Linked DNA regions of Homo sapiens: region 1 is linked to region 2. Evidence: chromatin loops called from intact Hi-C (ENCODE). Cell type or tissue: MCF 10A. All regions are shown on one strand. Links, peaks and the distances in the headings refer to the core of each region. The heading gives the core; the rest is flanking DNA. Region 1 has its middle 290 kb from the start of LNCSRLR. Region 2 holds the start of LNCSRLR (lncRNA sorafenib resistance in renal cell carcinoma associated).

Region 1 (11,415 bases), core at 1,356-9,355, 290 kb before region 2:
GAGAGTTATTACTTTTGGACATTGTATGAGTTGGTATTATTTGATGCTCGTCAATACTATTTAATAAAACAAATTCTGAAAATTGCTTCTACTGCTTTCTTTCTGAGGCTATATAACCTTGCATTTGTTTTTAAATATTTCTTTTTCAAGAACTAGAACTTTGAGTCTTTATTTTTAGCAACTAAATTGATCAATTGCATGAAAGAAAGCAATATTTTTCACTTATTCTAAAAAAAATACATCTAATTTGGTTGACTAGCGAGATCACTGTGCTTTGTTTTAAAAATATGTGATAGCTTCATTGGTTTCTTGATGCTATTCAACAAATTTTCAATACAAACAATGTTCCAAAGAATAGAGGTAGATGAATCACTTTATTGGTCCAGTAAAATCCAATTCTATTATATACAGTTCTCCTTCCTGTTGGCAACTTTTATGACTGCTTGTGTAAAAACACCATGTCAGATTTACATGCTATACCCATGTAATTTATTCTGTACTTAAAAGGTAGTAGATTATATTTATAATGTTGTTTGAGTTGTAGCATTTATGTTACTATGTCTCTATATTTATGATTTAGTGGATGGCCTTTGAACAATTGATCCATTTCTGTTATTTAGGAATATAATATATCATTTCAGTAATAAAAAAACACACATACAAAAAGTCAAGCATAGAATGTGTAGAAATTTACCCACAAATGACTTAAAATGTGTCAGCCAAAAGGAACCACATCTTTTTAGCAGAAAGGAAGTGCTACAATCCTATAGCTGACACGTGTTCCAAGGCTATAGTAATCTTTTACTTAATTAGCAAGATGTCTGCAGAGAGAAAAAAGAATCTTCCATTTCAAATGTATGAAATGCCCATGGGTTATAATTATGAGAAACATAAGAAGCTGGAGGACCTGAGAAACCGCCTCAGCTGGAGTCTAGCATACAGGATGTTCATTAGAGCTCTTGGGATCTGTACCTGTGAAGATTGGAGAATGGATGGAGGATTGATTGAGCAGAGGGAGAAGTTGGATGTCATTGTAGTCTCAAAGGTGTGCACCTTGTGGACTGTGAACTTCCAGGTGGCACAAAGGACCTGCCTGAACACAGTGCTGAGAGACTTGGCCAAACTTTAGCCTGACTCCTACCTCCCCTAGGTGGTATTTCTAGAGGTGGCACCAGCCCCTAGGCTGAGTCTTTGCTCAAGAAAATGTAACAAAGTGCACATTGTCCCAATGTACATTGCCAAATGATTTTCAATAATTTTCCACTTATCCCCCATCACATATTTTTTCACTTCCCCATAGCCCCCAGTCCCCTTTAGTTACTTTATTTTACTTCCTTATAGCCCTTTTTTGTTCTCTCTATTTTCTCCTAGTTAATTTTGTCTTAGTTGGAAGTGAGCATAGTTTTTAATGGAGTGTCTCTTTCCTACTGCAGAAGGCTGAATAAATCAGCCTTGCCACTTTTAATAAGCGTCTAGTGCTATTAAGTATTTCTCTTTGACATCCTTCAGAGCAGTTGTGAATTGAGGCAAGAAGGCCAAGCCTTTATACAATTCCATTTATTGGCCACTGGATGTGGGCTGCCCTTACGATCAGGCATGATCTTATGTAAGGCAGTTTTCTTCAACCGTAGCAATCCTAACCCTCCCAGAATTCTTTGAATTCTGCTCTCTAACATTAATTTATGCCAGTACCATGACACATATTCCTGAGTATTCATTTGTTATCTCAGTTTTTTAGAAGGTCAAGAAATATACAGTTCTGTCTCCCCCAAACGAAATAAAGAAACCATGTCCATAAAGTTATTTCATACTGACGTAAGTTGTTAACACAAGCTATGAAGTATCTTGAAATTCAGGTGACCCATATATAATCTTGAAAATAGCAAACTGAACTAACTTAATTCCCCAAATTCCTTTAAACCTGGAGTCTATTAAAAAAGACTGAGAAAGAAAATAAAACTCACATATTTCCTCTTTGTGCATGTTTTACATTTGCAAATTTAAATGGATGCTAGACCATATGTTATATAGACTTTGTCATAAGTGTTTAGAATTTTGTTCACAAAAAGCACTTTGTGAAATCTATTGTAGTTTCATCAACCTCACACAGCTGTAGTCTTTGCTTCAGGTAATGCACTTAATGCCTATCCCACTTTGCATACATAAAGAACATCAAACTTGTAAGTAATCCACGATACAAAGAAAAACACAAATGATATCTGCACAGAGAAATACAATTTTATTTTATAACAAAAGCAGTTCATTAGCTCCTGAGTTCAAATGAGTCCAAATCCACAACTGATAGCATACTTCCCATAAGGATTCAAAAACTAAAAAGGCAGTAAATGTAGGTGCACAAGCAATGAAGCAGGCAGGATTCAGAAAATCTTATTTTGAGTCCTAAATCCACCACCACCTAGCTCCGTGACCTTGAGAAAGAAAATTTATTACTTTGAATCAATTTCTAGATCTGTCCTGCTTATATTATAAGCTTTTGTAAGGATAGAATTGGAAAGGCATGTAAACGTGCTTTGTAAAGGACTATTACAAATAAATTGGTAGTACACTGCAACAGGAGTAACACAAACTGTCGGGTTTCTGGAATATTTGCTGTGCTCCAAGTGATTTTTATATTGCATCACTTAATCCTTACAAAGACACTGTAAGAGAGGAGCTCTGATCCCCATTTGACAAATGAGGAAATTGAGTTTGAGAGGAACTCTCTACAGGTTTTCTCCAAAGCCCACTGACTTATTATTTTCATAGAGCCTTAGAAGCCAGTAGGCAAAGGGAATGAAGAGATGAATAGATGAAGGATGGTGCCATGTCACTGAGAATACGGGAATACTTGAGAAAGGATCATCCTTGAACAGCAAGGAGAAGACCTTTCCCACTAAAGTAGGAAGGAATTAGGAAGGATTAAGTAGATGCAGATACCTTTATAGGTGATAGGATGCTTAGGGAATAACAATCAGGTATTTTCTCTTTTCTGCCTGCAATAAAAAGTTAGCTCTTCTCCTGAGGGAAGGGTTGTGATAAGGTCAGCAGTTGAGAAGAGAAGCCAAAGTTAAAAATAGGAGATGGAATTGACTAGAAACACAATGAGAATTTTCCAGGCTATTTTGAGGATCATACGTTTGTCACTTTCTAATCCCATAAAAGTGTGTGATTTTTCTTGAGCATACATAGCAGCATGGGTGTAGATGTTGAAAAGGCAGACCCTTGATTGATCTAGAGTTGGGTTTGACCCTGGGTGTAGCACTGATAGGGAGAGCAGACAGGGGAACTGAAGGCAGTCAACGTCCTAAGCTATGGCTGTCATCTTGTGTTCGCAACAGACTATCCTTTTTGAAATACATTTCTTTCTATTGACCTATGTTATTTAATGTATTCAATGATTTTTTTTCTTCCCTGGTTTAACATAAGTGGAAACAAATTGTTCATTCCATTGCTTTGAGACTTGGCTCATTTGAGCTCCATAAATGTGGTCACCCTGTGCTCTGACCACAAGAGATGGTCAGGATGTGGCCCTTGCCAGCTGGGTGGTCCTAGGGCAGGGGACTGGAACAGAGAAACAGCTAAAGTCCTTCCCCACCCATTGGGTAGATGTGTTCATGTTAAGAATGGGATTGTGATAACATACTTTCAGATTTTGAAATACAATGTGCAAACAGCTGTGACCTTGTAACAATGATCACAAAGACCTTGAGATCATTCTTACAGTGCTCTGTTCTCCTTGCTCTGTAAGTGACAAACAATTCAGATTTTGAAACAATAAATAGAACAAAGGAACTTGGTCTCATGTACTTCTTCAAATTTAGTACTGATGCTAGGTAAAGATTGTTAGATTTTGAATATAAAAGTTTCTCCAAAAATATGCCTTGTCCCTCCGTTAACAGATCTGCCTCCCATGACTAACACTGCCTCCCCTCTGTGCTTGACTTCTGATTGGGACTTATTATTACTCTAATTGCTGAGGGAGGACTGCTTGTTTTTAGTGAATTATTTCAATGTGTGGGAAGAAAAATCTCATAAAATGAAGACCATCTTGTAAAAAAAAAAAAAAAAAAAGAATTTCTCAATCCTCACCTGCATTTGCTTTTCTTCTTACCTTGTTTCTTTTTAATATCTCCATAATGCTTATCATCATCTGACATGCTGTATATCAACTTCTCTCTCTTCCTCTCTCCTTCCCTCTCCCTCTTTCTCCCTCTTCCTCTGTTTCTCCCTCTCCCTCTCCCTTCCTCCCTGTTTCTCTCCCTTCCTCCCTCTTTCTCTATCTTTAACCCTCTCTTCCCCCACTCCACCCCAGTATGTAAACCCCATGAAGGAAGTAAGTTCGTTTTGTTAACAGCTATATCTCATACAACTAAAACATCAACAGCCAGAGAGTGGGCACTCAGTGTTTGCTGAATGGATGAATGAAATGAATAGATTACCAACAGGTGATAAAAATTATCAATAACCCAATAAATCTTAGGATTTAGAATTTCAATGTAAAACTAATAGAATTTAATTGTTGAATAAGACAAGTTGAGATAACATTACTTTTCTGTCTCACCAGCAAAGTGAAATGACTTGAGGAATCATGGAGCTGAAACCAGTATCACATGAACTTTAATCCCAGAAGTCATCAGCAGGGGGTGCTACAGTCATGTGTCCCTAAGCATTACTCAGAGCCTTTTCAGAATCGTCCACAAGCTGAACATCATTTTCTTCTCCAAATACAGGAAAAATTCCTTCTGGCCAGAAAGAGAAAATTTTAACTACATTTGTAGTTGTTGTTAGTGTCTCATCAGAAAATTAGTTGGCTCAAGTTTGAGGGCTGAAACTCCTGCTTCTATAGAAACCTAAAATCTCGTTTGAAAAACCCATTCAGAAAAGCAGTATAGTAGATTGTTTTTATGTTAAACTACTAATGCTAATGTTTATCTTTATTTTATACTCTTAATAGTGCAAATTATTTGAATGTCCAGTGTTTAAGGGCAGGACATTATTCAAGGTTCATTGTATTGTATTTCAAGCTTTGGAGAGGCCGTGCATAGTCTCACAGGTCTGTAGACACGACAGTTTGCAGGCATCTGGCAATTCACTGACTTAAACACCACTTCCAATATAGGAATGACTTCTACAATACTTTCATCCTTTTTCTATAAGAAAACTTACAGTGACAATTCATCAAAATACAACATATATTTGTTACATTTTTATCTAACATCGATAGCAAACTTCTTTATAATAGAGTTAACTAAAAACCTAAATGATGAGAGACCATTAGTACATTTTGTTCAAAGGAGGAAGGAGTGATTTAGATATTTGTTTTAGAAACTATATAAATATCCTAGTGATTTGAAAGAGCAGATATAGTTGGAAACTGTAGAGCATGTTAGTTAAAAGTGTAAGTTATTAGCATATTAGCCAGAAGCACTATTAGCCAGTGCTTCTAAAACTTGGGTGGCATTCAGAAGCACCTGTGGGACTTGGTAAAAATGCAAAGAAGGCCAGACCTTCTTCTAAGTGATTTTGTTATATACCAAAGTTCAAGAATTATCATTATTATTTTGTTTGCATTTATTTATTTATTTTGAGATGAAGTCTTGAACTGTCGGTTGGGCTGGGGTGCAATGGTGTGATCTAGGCTCACTCAAACCTCCCCGTCCCAGGTTCAACGGATTCTCCTGCCTCAGCCTCTGGAGGAGCTGGGATTACAGGCACCCGCCACCATGCCCTGCTAATTTTTTGTGTTTTTAGTAGGGATGGGGTTTCACTATGTTGGCCAGGCTGAACTGGCTGAACTGGAGTTCAACGAGGTCTTGAACTCCTGACCTCGTGATCTGCCCTCCTTGGCCTCCCAAAATGCTGGGATTAAGAATTATTGATTTAAAACAATAAAACTAGCTTTTCTCATCCATAAAGATGTTAATATCATCTGTTGTTGTCATGGTGGGTAAATTACTCAATTTTTTAAAAATCCAGCATCTTAGTTTGTAATCACTTAAAAAATGTTAGCTATAACTAGTTCTCAAAGTATTCAATATTTTCTTTTGGAAAATCTATCTTTGCTGGTGTGACAGATAGTTACTCTACTGCACTTTGATGAAGTTGAAGTAATAGTCCCTTCCACTTACTACCCAAGTGACAAAATTTCTGTTGAATCCAGCCATCGAAAAATTAAATTGAGAAACATGAAGAACAATGAAGTCTACTAATATAAATTTTAGAAAAGATTAAATTTTCTGTGTTTTATGTAAGACTATTTAACACACAGATTTGTTTTAATCCACCTGTGTTTGAAGCTGTCATAACAATAAAGTCTTTATAATTGGAAGTGTCTTAGGTGACTACCTTTTAAAAAGGTAGACACCTTTGGAAGACAGGGTCTCACTCTGTTGCCCAGGCTGGACTGCAGTGATGCAATTACAGCTCACTGCAGCCTCTACATCCTGTGCTCAAGGCTCGCTCCTCCCACCTCAGCCTCTAGAGTAGCTGGGGCTGTACAGATGAGCACCACCATACCTGATTAATTTTAAGCTTTACTGACCACATCTGACTAGACTCAAATTTTCATTGCTTAAGTGATTAAGCAACCAAAAAATTATATTCTTGTCATCTTAACCAGTAATGTTCTAAAAGTCTTTTTTTCTGTTGTCAAGCAGCTGTACAATTCACTCTTAGGTGTTTTCATTGAGCTTCATGGTCAGCTATAGCTGAAGTATCTCCATTTGCATATTACACACACACACACACACACACACACACACACACACACAATTACTTCAAATGAAAATAACATATTTGTCTCTGCAATACAAATTATTCATTATTTTCTTTGATACTAGGGTAGGCTCAAAAATCTCATAATCATACTTGATTCTGACCACTTTCTCACATCTATTTAGCGGTCAAACCTGAAGCTACTATGTTTATAGTATTTCTTTCTTATATTCCTAGTATAATTACCATAAAACTAATCTATCTCCTCTTTCTCTTAGAATATTGTAAAACATTGCTAATTTGTATGTATCTACTTTCTCACTGCCTAAAAATATTCTGCTGTAAGATTGCAGATGAATTTTCCTAAAACCATACCATGTCCATGCTTACAAACTCAAGATTTCCTCAGTGCCAATAGAATGAACCCTGAAACTTCTGACCCATAGGGTTCTCCGAAATTTAACCCGACTCTTCCTCCCCAACATTTTTCTGATCTCCCTCTATTTTTGCTTTATTGGTTTTACCTCAAATACATGATAAACATCTTCAAATAATATTCATAAATATTATTTGACAATTATTTTGAAATTTTTAAATGGACAACTCATCAAGCACTATTAATATCCTTGCCTTTCACAGATAAAAAAACTGAAACTGAGCAAGGTTAAGTGGCTTGTCCAAGGACACAGGTAGAAAGTGACACTACTTTCCCAACTTTTAAGATTTTCTCACTCAATTTCTGCTTTATTATTTATTATTTTTCCAAGACAGAGTGTTACTCCGTTTTCCAGGCTGGAGTGTAGTGACAGAATCACAGCTCACTACAGTCTCGACTTCCTGGGCTCAGGTGATCCTCCCACCTCAACCTCCCAAGTATCTGAGACTACAGTTGTGTGACACCACATCCGGCTAAGTTTTGTATTTTTTTGTACAGATGAGGTCTAGCTATGTGGCCCACGCTAGTCTCAAACTCTTAGGCTCTAGCAATCCGCCTGCTTTGGCCTCCCAAAGTGCTAGGAATACAGGCGTGAACTACCGCACCTGACCATATTGAGTATTTTTACTCCTTTATTTCAATAACTCCTTAGAGTTATACTTCAAGACCCATTTCCTCCCTGAATATTTTTTGGACCTAGGAAAACAATCCCTAAAATTGTCAGTTGACCAATTTAATAAATATTAAATTTAAGAACTCAGACAATGTCTAATAACTCTTTGGATTCTAAAAATCTAGCTAAATGCTTTAAGTAAATCTGTATCATTGATGAGGATAGGATGACACCGGAGTCACAAAAGGACCACTATCACAGATGGAAGAGATGATGAGCAGCAAGTAAGAACATCCAGTGCAAGTCAGTAGGCAAATAATGACAGCTGTATTAGTCTGCTTGGGCTGCCATAACAAAATACCACTGACTGCATTGCTTAAACAACAGGAATTTATTTTCTTATTGTTCCGGAGGCTAGAATCTCAAGGTCAAGGAGTGGTCAGGGTTGGTTTCTAAAGAGGCCTCCCTTCCTGGCTTGTACATAGCCACCTGCTCACTGTGTCCTCATACGACTTCTTTCTGAGAACGGAGAGAGCAAACAAGCTCTCTGGTGTCTCTTCCTCCTCTTTATTTTTCTTATTTTTTGAGACAGAGTCTCACTGTGTCACCCAGGCTGGAGTACAGTGGCTTGATCTCGGCTCACTGCAACCTCTGCCTCCAGGGTTCATGTGTTTCTGCTGCCTCAGCCTCCCGAGTAGTTGGGATTACAGGCATCCATCACCATGCCCAGCTAATTTTTGTATTTTTAGTAGAGACGGGGTTTCACCATATTTGCCAGGCTGGTCTCAAACTCCTGATCTCAGGTGATCTGCCTGCCTCGGCCTCCCAAAGTGCTGGGATTACACGTGTGAGGCACTGCATCTGGCTTCTTCCTCCTCTTTTAATGACAAAAGCCCTATTGGATTAGGGCCCCATCCTCAGGACCCCATTTCACCTTAATTACCTCCCTAAAGGCCCCATTTCTAAATGTAGTCACATTGAGTGTTAGGGTTTCAACATATGAATTTGAGGGAGGCAAGCTGGCACAACTCAGGCCATAATAATAGCTAAAACTTGAGCAGTGTTTTCCATTGCCAAGTATTTTTCCCAAACCCCTTAAATATATTAATGCTTGTAATATTCACTATACCCCTATCAACTAACTGCTATCATCATCCCCATTTACACAGAAACAAATCGAGGCACCACAGGGCTTATAATTACACAGGAATCAAATCTAGGCAGACTGACTTCTTCATGTGCACCGTTAGTTCCTAGGCTATGTGGGATCATGAATCAAAGCACAGCCTTAGAACAGCCAAAACGAACACCGCTGTATTACCAAACATACTGGCACCACCACAAGACCACACACATATATACAATAGATGAAGCCACAACATATTTGTAATAGATAAATCAAATGGGCCCCAAATCACAACCCCAGCTCAGTAAATATGTGACCCTGGATATATTAATCAACTTCCTTTGGATTGTAACTTTTTCAACATAAAAATTATCTCCAGAATTCTCTGTTCAGTCCTGCAGTTTCTTAACAGGAGACTGTCCTGACTCATCTTTCTATTTCTCAGAACCTAGTACAGGACCCGGAACAGAGAACATGTCTAGTAAGTGTCTTTAAATGAAGAAGTCAAGGATTTATAGTCTTCATAAATTTGGGGACAAAATTTGGATATTGTTGATATTATTTAAAAATAAACATTCACTTCTAAGAGATTAAATGTGTTGGTTTTTTGGAAACATCTCTTGTTTTATTATGAGACTCAGAAAATATTTAGTATACTTGTAAATAAAACTAAAATGGGTAAAACAAAGAAATCTGCCGGGGATATTTTTTAAATAACATAGTATAGATTTTTGTAGTTATTATTCCAAAGTCGACATGTTTTCATCATAAAATATATAGCAGTATTTGTTCTAGACAAACATAACAAATAAGCAAATATTTGACTTTCTCCCCAATACTCAATACAAAAAAAGTAAAAGAATTTTTGAAGAAATAAATCCACAAAAAAAGAGGAGATAATAACACACAGATTTTTATAAGCTAGAGAGCAAATGAACAAATGGTAAATGACTAGTCAAAACCTGAGGAGGAGAAGAAGAAAGAGAAAAAGTAGGAGAAGGAGTGGAAAGGGAAGAAGGGGAGGAGGAGAAGGAGAATCAAAAGAGGAGAGAAGGAAGAAAAGGAGGATGAGACAGAGAAAGAGGAATAGGAGGAAAAGAAAATAAAAGGATGTCCTACAAACAAAGTCAGCAATGGGCAAAATCAAAAACCAAATCAATAGCCTTACTGTGCTATGAAAGAGAACATTTAGGAAAAAAGAAACACTCTTGAAAATTAAAAACTGATTCTAGAGATTTTTTAAATTAATAGAACTTTTGGAAATAATGTTAAGGAGGCTTCCCTGAAAATAATGTAAAAGTAAAATAGCCATATAATACAGAAGACAAGAAAATTAGACGACAAGCCATTCAGTCTAATATTTGAATAATAGGAGTTACAGAAAGAAAGAGATCATAAACATTGGAGGGAGGTAAATAAACTGAGACATGAGTTTTCATGGTAAACATATTCATTAAATACTCCATACTGGATGACGTGAGACAACTGAATGTTTGCAATTTCCAAACACTCTGAATAGCATTATCCTAGCAGCTTTTAAAGGGTTAGAGGAAAAAAAATAAAGGATATAAACAAAAGATCAGGAATCCGAATGCATCGTATTTCTTAAGGGCAACACAAAAGCTACAAACAATGGACGAATGTCTCAACATCATGAAGGATAGTAATGTCCAATGAAGAATTCTATGTCCACTCCAACTATCTATTGAGTGTGAGTGGAGAATAAGTGCGTTTTCAGCACCCATCTTATCTCAGGGTGCCTCTGAAGATTGTGTTCCACCTAAGAAGGAGAATAAACCAAGAAAACGTAGAGACATAATAAACAGGAGATCCAAAATCATAGAAAAGACAAAGCTACCCACAGGGTAATGTTGAAAGGGGCCAGTAGGGTAGTACAAAGGCAACCAGCCCAAAGTGGAGGACATCAGAAGGCACTGAAGGATACCTCCAAAGATGATGTAATTTACATAGTGCGTTACATGTCTGTATGCCTACAGAGTAGAATTAGATAAATGATGAAAAATTTACATTGATGAGAAATACTTAGAAAAGTAAGAAAACAGAAAACAGAAACATCAATAATTCCAGGAAAACCAAAAATAGTGGAGGACATAAAAATCGTAGTGTTTTATATAACTCAGATGACAAAAACATTTATATTGTCATGAAATTTGCACACTGAATATTTATGTAACCAAAAGTACTACATAACAGTATCAGGCAAATTGGTTTCTGTGTCTGCTGGAGAGGGATGTAGAAAAGAAAGTCCAAAAATAACATCAAAACGGAAAAGTCAACAGGTAGTACAACAAAAAATTCATTAGTTTTAGAGGAAAGAAGGTAAAAGCCACAAAACCTGCTAAAGAAGTTGAAAGGGGATAACTCTGAAGAGAGGGAAATTACAAGGAAGACTGTTATTTTTAAAAACAAACCTTACAGACACTTCGATTCTTAAACAGTGAGCATGTATAATTTTGATTCAAAAAACAAAAAAACTTCCCAAACACAACACAAAATAGATTTAAA
Region 2 (11,345 bases), core at 3,346-11,345:
CACAGATAAGATTAGAACTCAGAGTTGAAAGCAAGACTGAATCTCTTGGTGAAGTTCTAATGTATACATAGAATAGATGAGGGTTAACTAAGAGGAATGCCTTTATGAAAATATAAGGAGGCCTCAAATACATAACCCATTGTGTTTCTTTTGAGCTGGCATCAAAAGAGCTTAATGATAGTTTTTTGTGTGTGTGTGCAATTACAATAAGCCTCTCAACTGCTTTGTCTCAGTGTTTTCTGACCTTTCTTGTCTTCGTTTTAATAGTATTTACATTATTCCTTTGGACTATCTCTAATTCATTTTGAGTGTGACAGATAGTATAAATATCAATGTATGATACTTTAGCCTATGAACCAGTGCCTTTAGAATTGTATATCATCTCACCAACAATGTATGCAATATTTCAAGAATAATGGGGGATACCATGAAGGTTGCTACTTGCCTTTTATGCAAATGGCTAATAACACTGATTTTTATAAAATTCTATTCACTATGCTGAAATACTCAGGCAATCTTAAAAACTTTGGGGGAAAAATGCCTTTGCCAAATGATCCAGGGTCACAAATTTAAATCATTGCAGTTGTTCCGGGTAACTCTTATTCAATACTGTGATTAATTTCAGATGAGAGAGACTGAAAGTTTTCTGTCAGGCTTTATGAAACAACACTCCTTTTAACAGCTGAAAGATATCTAAAGTCAAAGGAATAAAAAGTAGTTTATTTTGGTTATGTCTTAAAACCCAATGTTTTAAATAAAAAGAGAAGCAATGAGCATAGCATTAAAATTTGTTTTACTTGGAAAGTCCTTAAATTTGGAAAACCAATTTTGGATCCCATGCTTATGAGCTATGTCATTTGCTATCAATGATGATACAAGTTCACAATGTGATCTTAAAATACTTTTATTTATGATACATATTAACCAAATTATATTATGCATAAACCCAACAATATAAGAAATATTAACACTGTTAATCTTTTTCAAAATCCTTTTCAAACTTTTCTAAACATTTTGTGGACATAAACAGTAACGTAAGAGTTCTAACTTCATTGCAATCTTAAAGAATTGCATTTGAAAATTCTGGGACTACTATTATCAGAAAATTAAACTAGAACAGATCAAAAGCCTGATATTTACATTCAAACAACAACAAAATATTGTATTTACCTACAAATTGAGAGAAACCACATTTAAGGATAGAACTCACTTAGATGCATATTAGGGTCATTGAAGTACTTTTAAAAATCACTGTACCTGGGCCTTATCCCCAGAGATTCTGATTTAATTGATCAAGGGTAAAACAGGATATCGCTATATTTTTTCAAAGCTCTCCCAAGTGATTTTAATGTCCAGCCTGGCTTGAAAATCATTGATCTTTTAAATCAACGTGGTATGACCGCGGTAAAAATACATAAAATCTTGGGCTTCATTTCTAGAATACAATGACGAGATCAAAGGAGGCTATCAGAACCACTATTATAGCCAGGTTGTTCGATCTGCTATCCAGGTGACACATTGTGAAAGGTGATGTTGACAAAGGAGAGAAACAGGTGTCACCGAGGACAGGATGATGATATGGTTTTCAAAACTTGAAATCTTTTCTTGAAGAGCAGATTTAGGAAAATTACAATCCATCTGCATTGCTAACACAGGGAAAAGACAATCAACATAGTCTGTGTTCCTCCAGGAGGCAGAGCCAGAACCAATGGATAGAAGTTAGGATGGCAACTTTATCAGCTCAATAAAAGTAAGAGCATTTTGATAAGAGCTTTTCAGCCACAGATGAACAATCTGTAAAATACTGAAGCACAGGCCAGGTGATCTGTCATGAGTATGGGAAAGAGGTTGAACTATAGATATTTTCTTCCCCATTGTACAAATAACCTGAAAGAACACCTTGAGGCTTCATGAAATTTCTCAAATCACGTCCTAGTGGTTTAGAGGCTAAAACAGAGTGACTGAGGGGACTCAGACTATTGGGTAGAACCAAGCATGAGCTGCTTGTTCTTTGTGTGACCTCGGGAAGTCTACCATGCCCTCCTTAGCACTAGCCAAGTCTCTGGGTATAGCATACCCTCAAAGAGAAGTTGGTTTTTCTTTTTGTCTTTCCAGATAGAAATTTTAGTTATAGATTTCACTTAGATTGCTATTTAATGATTGATCAGACATTTTCCACTTAAGATAGCTCCATTAATATACTACAGTAAACTCAATATAGAAGTGTTATGTAGTGGTAGCACTATAACCTTTAAGTGCTAAGCTAGATCAGATTCTCCCAACCTGTGCTGCACATTAGAAGCACTTGGAGAACTTTTAAAATAACTGATGGCCTGGCTTCACCCCAGAGAATGGAATTTAATAGGTCTAGGTAGGGTCACAACATTAAATGCTTTTAATAGTTCCCAGATGATTTTAATAGGAGGCTAAGGCTGACAACCACTAAAAATCTCTAAGGTCATTCTCTAAAACTTCAGAATTCAATGCTTTATTTTCATTTAATTGCAAATAAGTATATTGTTTGTTGAAAAACAGAACAAGTTAAAAAAAAAAAAAAACCTGTAGCCATGATCAGACTTTCGATTATAAATTTATACAGAACACAGCAAGCCATTCAAATTTTGGTTCGTCTTTCTGAACAGTTTTGTAAATTACCAAGACTCAGTTGTCGAAAGCTAGCTCATCATTTTGGGTGGCACGAGCCCAAGAGGAGAATAACTTAATTATGTTGAGTGATAGAATTAGCTTTCACAAAGATTGAAACAGGCTAAAATTATAATTTAAAACCAATAAAATTTAATTTAATAGCATTCTATACTTGGCTCAAGAAAAATGTGAAAGTAAACTGAATCATGGCTTAACAGTGTTGTTATGAGAAGGAAAACAAAATTTTTCCTGACTGCAAATTATCAGCAGTACAATACAGTTGCCCATCCCTCACCAAAAGTAATTTGATACTTAATTTTATTAGCAAAAAATACAAAATATGAATGAGTCTTCTCTTTGCTTCTATACCACTTATACCTAGTACTACCTAGCATATTAAGTTCAGATCTGGCCACCACCCTTCCACAGCTATGTTGATAAACCATTCCAAATGTAGAGGAGAGTGATACTGATACTAGGACTTTGTAAAATCAGCAAGCCAGTCAGCTGGGAGGAGCAGTGAGGGTGGTCAGACAAAGACTAGTGAAGAATCTGGTATTTTTAAATGTGGAAAAGGTAATAAGGTGAGGCATAGAGGGGTGGTAGGTGGGAGGCAACTGTTGTGATTACGGCTGTTAAATATTTTATAAACCCATATTAAAAGGTATTAGGTTTTTCATATAATTTCCAAGTGTACCCACATAAACTTTACAAAGAAGTTACAAAAGACAGTCTTCATTACAGTTATGAGAAAAGCTTTGCTGTTTCTGTGTTAGAATGCAGTAAATTGCCTGTCACCAGATTGTAATGCAGGGTTGATATCTAAATCATGTTTGTAATTTCAGGTACATGGGCTTGTAACAGATACTCATGAACATTCACTAAATGAAGTTTTCAAGTAAACCTGGGTGATCAACAACCAGGAAAGCCTGAAAGATGATTTGTTTAGGGTAGAGGTAGGACAGACTTTGGACTATATAGCTTTTAACACTACTTCCAGTCCTCAGATTCTATTGTTCGATGACACAAATTAAATCACAAAATCCTAAGATAACTCTAGATTTTTATTATTTGTAAATCAACATAAACCTAAATTCATCTTCTCCTAATAAAGTGTATATCTTTTTCTCACACATGTGATTGTTGTTTTAGTCAGGTTAAAATAAGCGGTCTTGCAAGCCTTGAAACTTCAGTGGCTTAACATAGAAAACTTCATTTCTCTCTCGTATAAATCTGTTGTGGTCCTAGCAGCTATTAAGGACAACTTACTTCCAAATAGTGATTCAGAGATCCAGGCATCTCAATACATATGCTTCAAGGTCTCTAAAACGGGCTCATAAATGTGTGGCTTTGCAAGTAATCCACATAACTTCCATTCATTGGCCACTGGCCAAAAGCAGTTCCATAATCCCACCTAACTATTGGTAGGTAGGAAATCTGGGAAGCCCACGTATATTCAGCTAGCTATACATGTAACTGTCAACAAAAGTAAACCCTCAATGAAGATTAAGATTCAGGGCTACAAGCATCTGAGAGAGGACACTAATTAATTATGTAATACAGACAAGTACATGTTCTGTAATTCTTGTTCTGTCTTCATTTTAGAACTTAAAAAAATAATGTAACATTGGATTAAAAATTTGCAAGAAAATCTATTGGAGGATGAAACTGTCTAGAATACAGTGTAGATGATATTCTGTCCAAAAATAATAGATTAGAAAATTTAATGTCAAAACAAATGTCCCAAATTAGATGAAACCCCTCTAATCAATGGCAAGTTAGATGGCAAGTTAGATGTGTTTATGTTCATTCTCCACATACCTACTTGAAATATAATTAATCATAACTCCTGAATCTCATTGCTCCCTCTTAATTCTTATTACTTTATGCACTTAAATTTGCTCTTTGGTACCTTTTAAATATCTCAGATTGGGCAATTCACTTACCAATTTTAAAAATAGCTCCTCTATATTGATTAAAAAATAGGACTTCACAAGAACCTCAAGAGAGGTTCTAAGTTCTATTTTTTCTGACATCATCACAGTTATAACTTTCCTAAATAATTCATATTTTGAACAGAGTCCTACAGGTCCATAATTCTGAAATTATAAAGTTTTCATTCCATTATTTATCACATTTTTAAGACCAGACTGAATAGATGTTAAAATGACATTTGGTCAAAACCAAGAAAGGCCACACCCAATGGGCAATCGAATCTGTAACTGGGGTAACAACACTAGTTCCAGAGTCAGTACATATCAAAGCTACACTTTCCTTGGCATTTGAAAATCCACTGTCTTCACATATTTCTATTTTAGAACTATTTTCTAGTTTAAACTTAGAGGATAAGATATAGAATTTGTAGTCACTATATAAAATAACACTTTTTAAAGCACCTTTTAGAAAACTGCTTTAAGATGTATAAAAGTAAATTCAATTTGAAACACTTATTGAATGTTTAATACAAATACACACAGTAAGCATACACTAAGCAAATTACTCATAAACTGAACCCTCCCTCTCTCAGTCCTTTGGCCCAGAATGCTGAGGATAACAGTGATAGCAGTTTCCTTTTATACTGTCTTAGTGCATCACTGTATCCAACTTGAGGCCACCTACATATTCCTTTATTCAGGGACAAACTGTACAATATTTCACACATCTTTACTTCACACAACTACAGTACACATAGGTTTATTTTTTGGCTACCTCTTAAATTCAAAACACCTATTCCCCCTCAGGGATCATTTTGATTCAAATACAATAAAATTTCAGATATAAAACCAACTTCCAGTTAACACACAAATACCTACTATATGCCAGACTATATGCTAAAACTGAAAAGGTGGAATAAGACCCAGTCCTTGCCCTCAAGGAGCCCACGGCCTTATTGAGGAGAATGAAAGGTAAGTAACAATCCAGTATGCAAAGTGCTCTGAGAAGGAAAGCCTATTAGAGATACATTATAGGCAATTAATCCTGTTTCAGTTATCCATTTTTGTGTAACAAACCATGTGGAAACTTAGTGACTCAATAAATTATCATCTTTTATAGTTCTGTATGGGTTTGCTTAGCTCAGCTGGGTGTTTCTTGGCTGAGGGGTCTCACATGTGGTTGCAGGCAGATGTTGACAGGAGCTATATTCATCTGAACTGGGATTTGTCTGGGACTGATGTCCAAATAATTCACTCATGTGGTAGAAGTTGATGCAGGAGCTTGGTTTCAGCTGTTGGCCACAGTGCTTGCACATGGCCTTGCCATGTGGCATGGGCACAGCATGGTACCTGGATTCTACAGAGAATGCCCTAACAGTAAATGTTCCAAGAGCTCAAAACCACAAAGCTTCTCATAACTCAATGTGGAAATTAGGCAGTCACTTCTACTGCATTCTATTGGTTACAAAGGACCCACCTGGGTTCACAATGGTATGAGTACTGGGAGGCATGGTTCATTGAGGACCATCTTTGTCGACTTGCTATCACAGGCACAAAATCGTTTCAAAAACACATATTTTTAAAATTCCCTCTCCTCTTGGCTCATAGGTCAATGGGAAAGCTGTCTGAGACAATATGAAAATCAATGATGCCACTCTAGCATTAGCTGAAGATCCCCTTGATTTCATCCAGCAGCCAAGACACTAAGTGACCCAAAGGAAGAAAAGGGTGATCAGCGTGGCTGTGTGGTCAGTAAGTAAATGTGCAACAGCTGGAGTAAATTAGAACTAATTTAGTGCATAACTTCAGCAGGAATAAATTTTGTTAATCTTCAAAAAGTCAAAACAAGGATTGTAACTTTCACAGTATCTGAATCACCCAAATTTTACTACAAGACTCTTGTCCTCATTGTTGCACTTACCAGTTCCGTACTGATAATAAAGAAAAATTACTATTGACCTTTTCCTAACAAAGAACAATTTTTAAAATTTTGTTTTTACAATAGGACCCTATGGAGCTGTTGTTTTAATATTATGTAAATTAAGTAATTTTATCTACTCTAAACAAATTGCTTTATCAGTTGTAGTCGAATCTGACTACTCTTATGCTTATTTTATTATTAATCCAAGTAAATATTCTCTATTGAACATAGATTAGCAGTTTACAAATTAGATAAAAACAGAAAACAAATCACTTCAACAGTATTAACTAGAAATATGCTAGCTACTCCTTATTTCAGAATAAGGTGTCACAATTCTTCCTTTTAAAATGTTGTATTGTATCATACTTAAAAATATATAAATAATTCCTGAATAAAAGCATCCAATATTTATCATTTTATTAGTATTAGCCTTTGGGAAAAAATTTGATAGCATGATTTTATAAAGCTCTTGCATTTGCTTTAAATTTAGCTAACTATTTTGACCACAAGGTGGAGCTGTGATGTCACAATTTGGCAAGATTTGTAAGATACAAAAACTATGTAAATACAGACGAAAATAATTTAATAAAATAGGATAATCTCATCTTGCAAATATGCACTATTTAAAATTAATCAATTCTCCAAACATTAATTATCAGAAGAAAACTATCATTTAATTTGTCCAGTTCTCACTTAGCAGTTATTGAGCTTTATCATATATAAATTGTCTTCAGTAGATGCAGAATTATTCTGTCATTTCACATCACGATCCCAGATTTAGTGACTTTAAACCAGTGTTAAAATGTCTTTCAAAATTATTTTGTAATTAATCACAGAATAATTCATTAACCATTACAAAATGTAATGGTTACATTACATCCTTATTTTGTTATCCAATATTGACTAGAGGATCATCCATTATATCTTCTAAAATAATTCTTTCAGTTGATTATTTGTGTTTTGTATTGTTAAACAGGCAGAAACTTCTAATTTTCAAAAGAGAGTATTCAGATTTTGAGTCAACCAAATTTCAGTGAAGATAGACTAGCATGCTAAACTCATCGTCTCTTGAATTATTAAATAAACAAACATTACCACCACTTCAATAATATCTGTCAGGAATGAAACCACTTTTCCAAATGAATGTTTCCTGATCTATTTTAATATATTAAGAATAAAACAAAAATATATCCATACATCTGTGGATGGACATTTAGGCTGTCTCCAAATCTTACCTATTGTGAACAGTGCTGCAACAAACACAGGAGTGCAGATATTGCTTCGGCACACTGATTTCTTTTTCTTCTGGGTATATATCAAGCACTGGAATTGCTGTATCATATGGCAGCTCCATTTTTAGTTTTTTTGAGGAACCTCCAAACTGTACTCCATAGTGGTTGTAATTAATTACATTCTCAACAGCAGTGGTCCCAATGTGGAGGGGTCCCTTTTCTCCACATCCTCTCAAGCATTTGTTATTGCCTGTCTTTTGAATATAAGACATTCTAATTAGGGTGAGATAATATCTCACTGTAGTTTTGATTGGCATTTCTCTGATGAACAGTGATGTTGCGTACATTTTTAAATGCTATTAGAAAGATTTAAGACTTATAAAGTTCACAAATCCCTAGCCTGTTTACTTACATTCCCAGTCTAATTTATTTTATCAAAATAATGTAATTATGCAATACTTCACATTTTTAAAGCATTTCTACATGTACAATTTTCTCTTCTCATTATTTCTTAGTGTACTTCTATTTTAATCCAAAACTCATTGCATTAAAAAGTTTTATACATTTCCCTATTTTTCTTCCCAATGGCTTTTTGTTAATAATTATTCTTAAATAATGCTGTGGCTTGCTATTCTAAAAGACCACAAAACAAACAGTTCTGTTTGATACACTGCTTTCATGAAGTCTTGAAGACTTCAATATTCCGCAACAGTTAACCTCTAGTCTAGTCAGAGGGAGTTATTTACACAGACTCAATTATGACTAAAAATTCTACTGGGCTCTTCTGAAACTTTAAGACATCTGTTGAATAACCATTCCAAATTCCAAATGAATGACAAGTTACCAGCATGTCATGTAAAATGGGCTTTAGGGCATAAAAAGCAAATAAATCAAGACATACGTATGTCAGACAGGAAAACAGAAGTGAGTACATAAAGAGATTCTGTGACGAGGATGGACCACTCAACTCATATGTTCATTGTTTTCCACATTTCTATTCCATAGAAGGATATTTGACCTCTTAGTTAAGTTACCAATACAGATAAATTACTAGTGTTTTCAAAGATGAAGCAGAATGAAGATTAATGCACTGGATGACTACTGAAGTATCTATATTAAGGAAAATATTCATATTGATTCCTATGCGCATTAAGAATTAGAAAAAATTCTACCACGGTGAGCATTTAAAGCACCTTGGTAATGTATGTATACACATACACACACATGCGCACACACACACGGTTACTATTGACATCCATATGCTTCCATTTATTCAAATTAGTTACGTGAATGTCTCCTTTTCCTTCTAGTCTTTTTTTCTTTAAACAATCAATATACAAATATATTTCTATAATATTTCAAAAACACAAGTGTAAAACGTAAAAGGCATAAATCCTATTTACTCCTCCGTGATCTCATACCACTCTCCAGAGTTGTTCCTCTCTAGGAAATTTTCTGTAGGTTTATGCACACATATATAGTATTTTGTTTTTAACATAAATGGTATCATACTCTAAATAGTGTGACTTTATCAGGTTCATCTGTCAGAGATATCTGATTGTTGCAGATACACAATAAGCCCTTGGACTACATGTGCTTAAACTACGCGGGCTCATGTGTATGCCGGTTTTTTCTGTCTCTGCCACCCCTGAGACACCCTTCCTCTTCCCCTTCCTTCTCAGCCTACTCAGCGCGAAGACAACAAGGATGAAAACCTTTATGATGATCCACTTCCACTTAATGAATAGTAAATATATTTTATCTTTCTTTATAATTTTTTAAATAACGTTTTCTCTAGCTTATTGTAACAATACAGTGTATAATGCATATAACATATAAAATAAATGTTCATCAGCTGTTTATGTTATCAGTGAGGCTTCCAGTCAACAGTAGGTTATTAGTTGATAAGTGTTGAGGGAGTCAAAAGGTACATGTGGATTTTCGACTGCATGGGGATCAGTGCCTCTAACGCCCATATTATTCAGGGGATAATTGTTTATATATATGGGTGTGTGTGTGTATTTTTTTTAAAAAGCCTTTATTATATTGCATAAAATGAATGAATCAAACAATAGATGTACTTTCTGTATCTTCTGCTCTGTGTGTTTCAAGCTGTATTTTTCTCCATCCTTCCAATTCTACTCGTTTTCCGTTTTTCAAATTTTTTAATCTACTTATGGGAATTTTTCTAATTTTCTCTCAGTAATTATGAATCATCTTTTTAAAGCTACATTTTATATTATTTCATGGAATGTAGGATAAGAGGAAAGACAAAAAAACTGTGCTCAATAGACTACCTGGATCCCATTTCTGAAAACATGGCATGAGACTGAAATAGTTATGCTAAGTAACCACCCATGGATACCAAAATGGAAAATAACTAGTACCTGGGAGATGTCTTTGAACTGTACCACAAGAGATATTAAGCTGGCTTGCACTGGTAGGAACGAACCGATCTGCTTTTATAACCAGAGTCTGTTCCGATGAGTTGGCATCTACATCATACCAGGTGTTACATATTTTGAAAACCATTCCTGATGTACAGTAACATAATTCACAAATCATTACTAAAATGTCTCCTTATCCTAGTTGATGGATAGTAGAAATTTTCTTTGGGTATTAAGTGTCGCCAAAGAAGAGAACAGGAGTAGAACCAACTTCCTTATCTTTTTAAGTCCATCTCACAGTGACTATAATGTCTTCTTCATCAACATATCCTTGGTGCCTGGAACAGTGCCTGACCCATAATAGAGACCCAGAAAATATTAATAAACAAATAAACCTATATTGAATAACATTTGGCTTCTATTTTCTCACTTGGAAAACGAGTTAGATCAAATCCCTAGTCATCCTAAAATTGAAGATTTTATAATTTCATTTATAATTCAATAGTTTCGTATATCATTAAATCTACTAAGCAAAATGAAAAATCAAAGGCTTCATTCTTTCAGACAATTCCATCATGTATTCACGTTGGAAGATAAACACCAATAATAGAACAACAAAACTTTCTAAAATTATTTTATTTTTTATAATTTTCTAACACATGGTGTTAGAAAATGAATTTTGGCACCGTGATTAAGAATTTCTTTTCAAGTTTAACCTTTACATTAAAAACAGTAGCTACAATAAGGATATTTCAACCTTACTTAGAGAAGTGATAAAACATCAAGTCAACAAGTATTTTTGTTGGAGAATTTTTTTATAAGCGGGATAGAGGGAAGTTAACATAGACACTCAGAAGAATAAAATGGAAATTATGCCAGGAAGATAAAAAAGCAAATAACCCTCCCCCCAAAAAAAGAATAAGGAGCGAGACAAAGGGCAAAACGGAAGAAGCAAGGCTCAACAACTTTGTTTTCCTGATATAAAATTCAAGTACTTAAAAAGTTTTTTAAAAAATAATTAAATGCACTACTCATCTCAATGAAATTTTTCGTTTTCCTATTTTCTAGAACTTTCTAAAAAAGGAAACAAAGCAAAAACAACAACAAAAAAAACCTGTTTGACTTAAGGACACTTGCTGATCTTGACACTTGATAATACTTTAAGAAATGGAAAGGTTTTCCTAAATCTAATACCTGCTTAATATAATCCACTTTGGAAGATTCA

The links. A loop is a pair of places that touch in the nucleus more often than their neighbours do. Peaks named below come from ENCODE experiments on the same cell type or tissue, not always from the same donor. Only the 100,000 strongest peaks of a DNase experiment are listed, where the experiment ranks them.
Region 1: it touches region 2 in a loop (22-fold over the local background); 7 of 110 quality-filtered maps call a loop at or near these places.

What each region holds. Positions count from the first base shown.
Region 1 is chr3:145,772,325-145,783,739 of GRCh38, forward strand. No RefSeq gene overlaps it. Among named protein-coding and RNA genes, the nearest start is that of LNCSRLR, 290 kb to the right of the region's middle. In MCF 10A, for the core only: a CTCF peak has its summit at 4,634 (motif pointing right); a DNase peak (open chromatin) is centred at 4,657.
Region 2 is chr3:146,058,699-146,070,043 of GRCh38, forward strand. It overlaps PLOD2 (procollagen-lysine,2-oxoglutarate 5-dioxygenase 2), which reads right to left. Exons shown (of 20, transcript NM_182943.3): 20 at 10,742-11,345. LNCSRLR (lncRNA sorafenib resistance in renal cell carcinoma associated) reads right to left here and starts at 10,487. Exons shown (of 2, transcript NR_146297.1): 1 at 10,121-10,487; 2 at 7,646-7,987. In MCF 10A, for the core only: a CTCF peak has its summit at 7,001 (motif pointing right); DNase peaks (open chromatin) are centred at 7,013 and 8,533.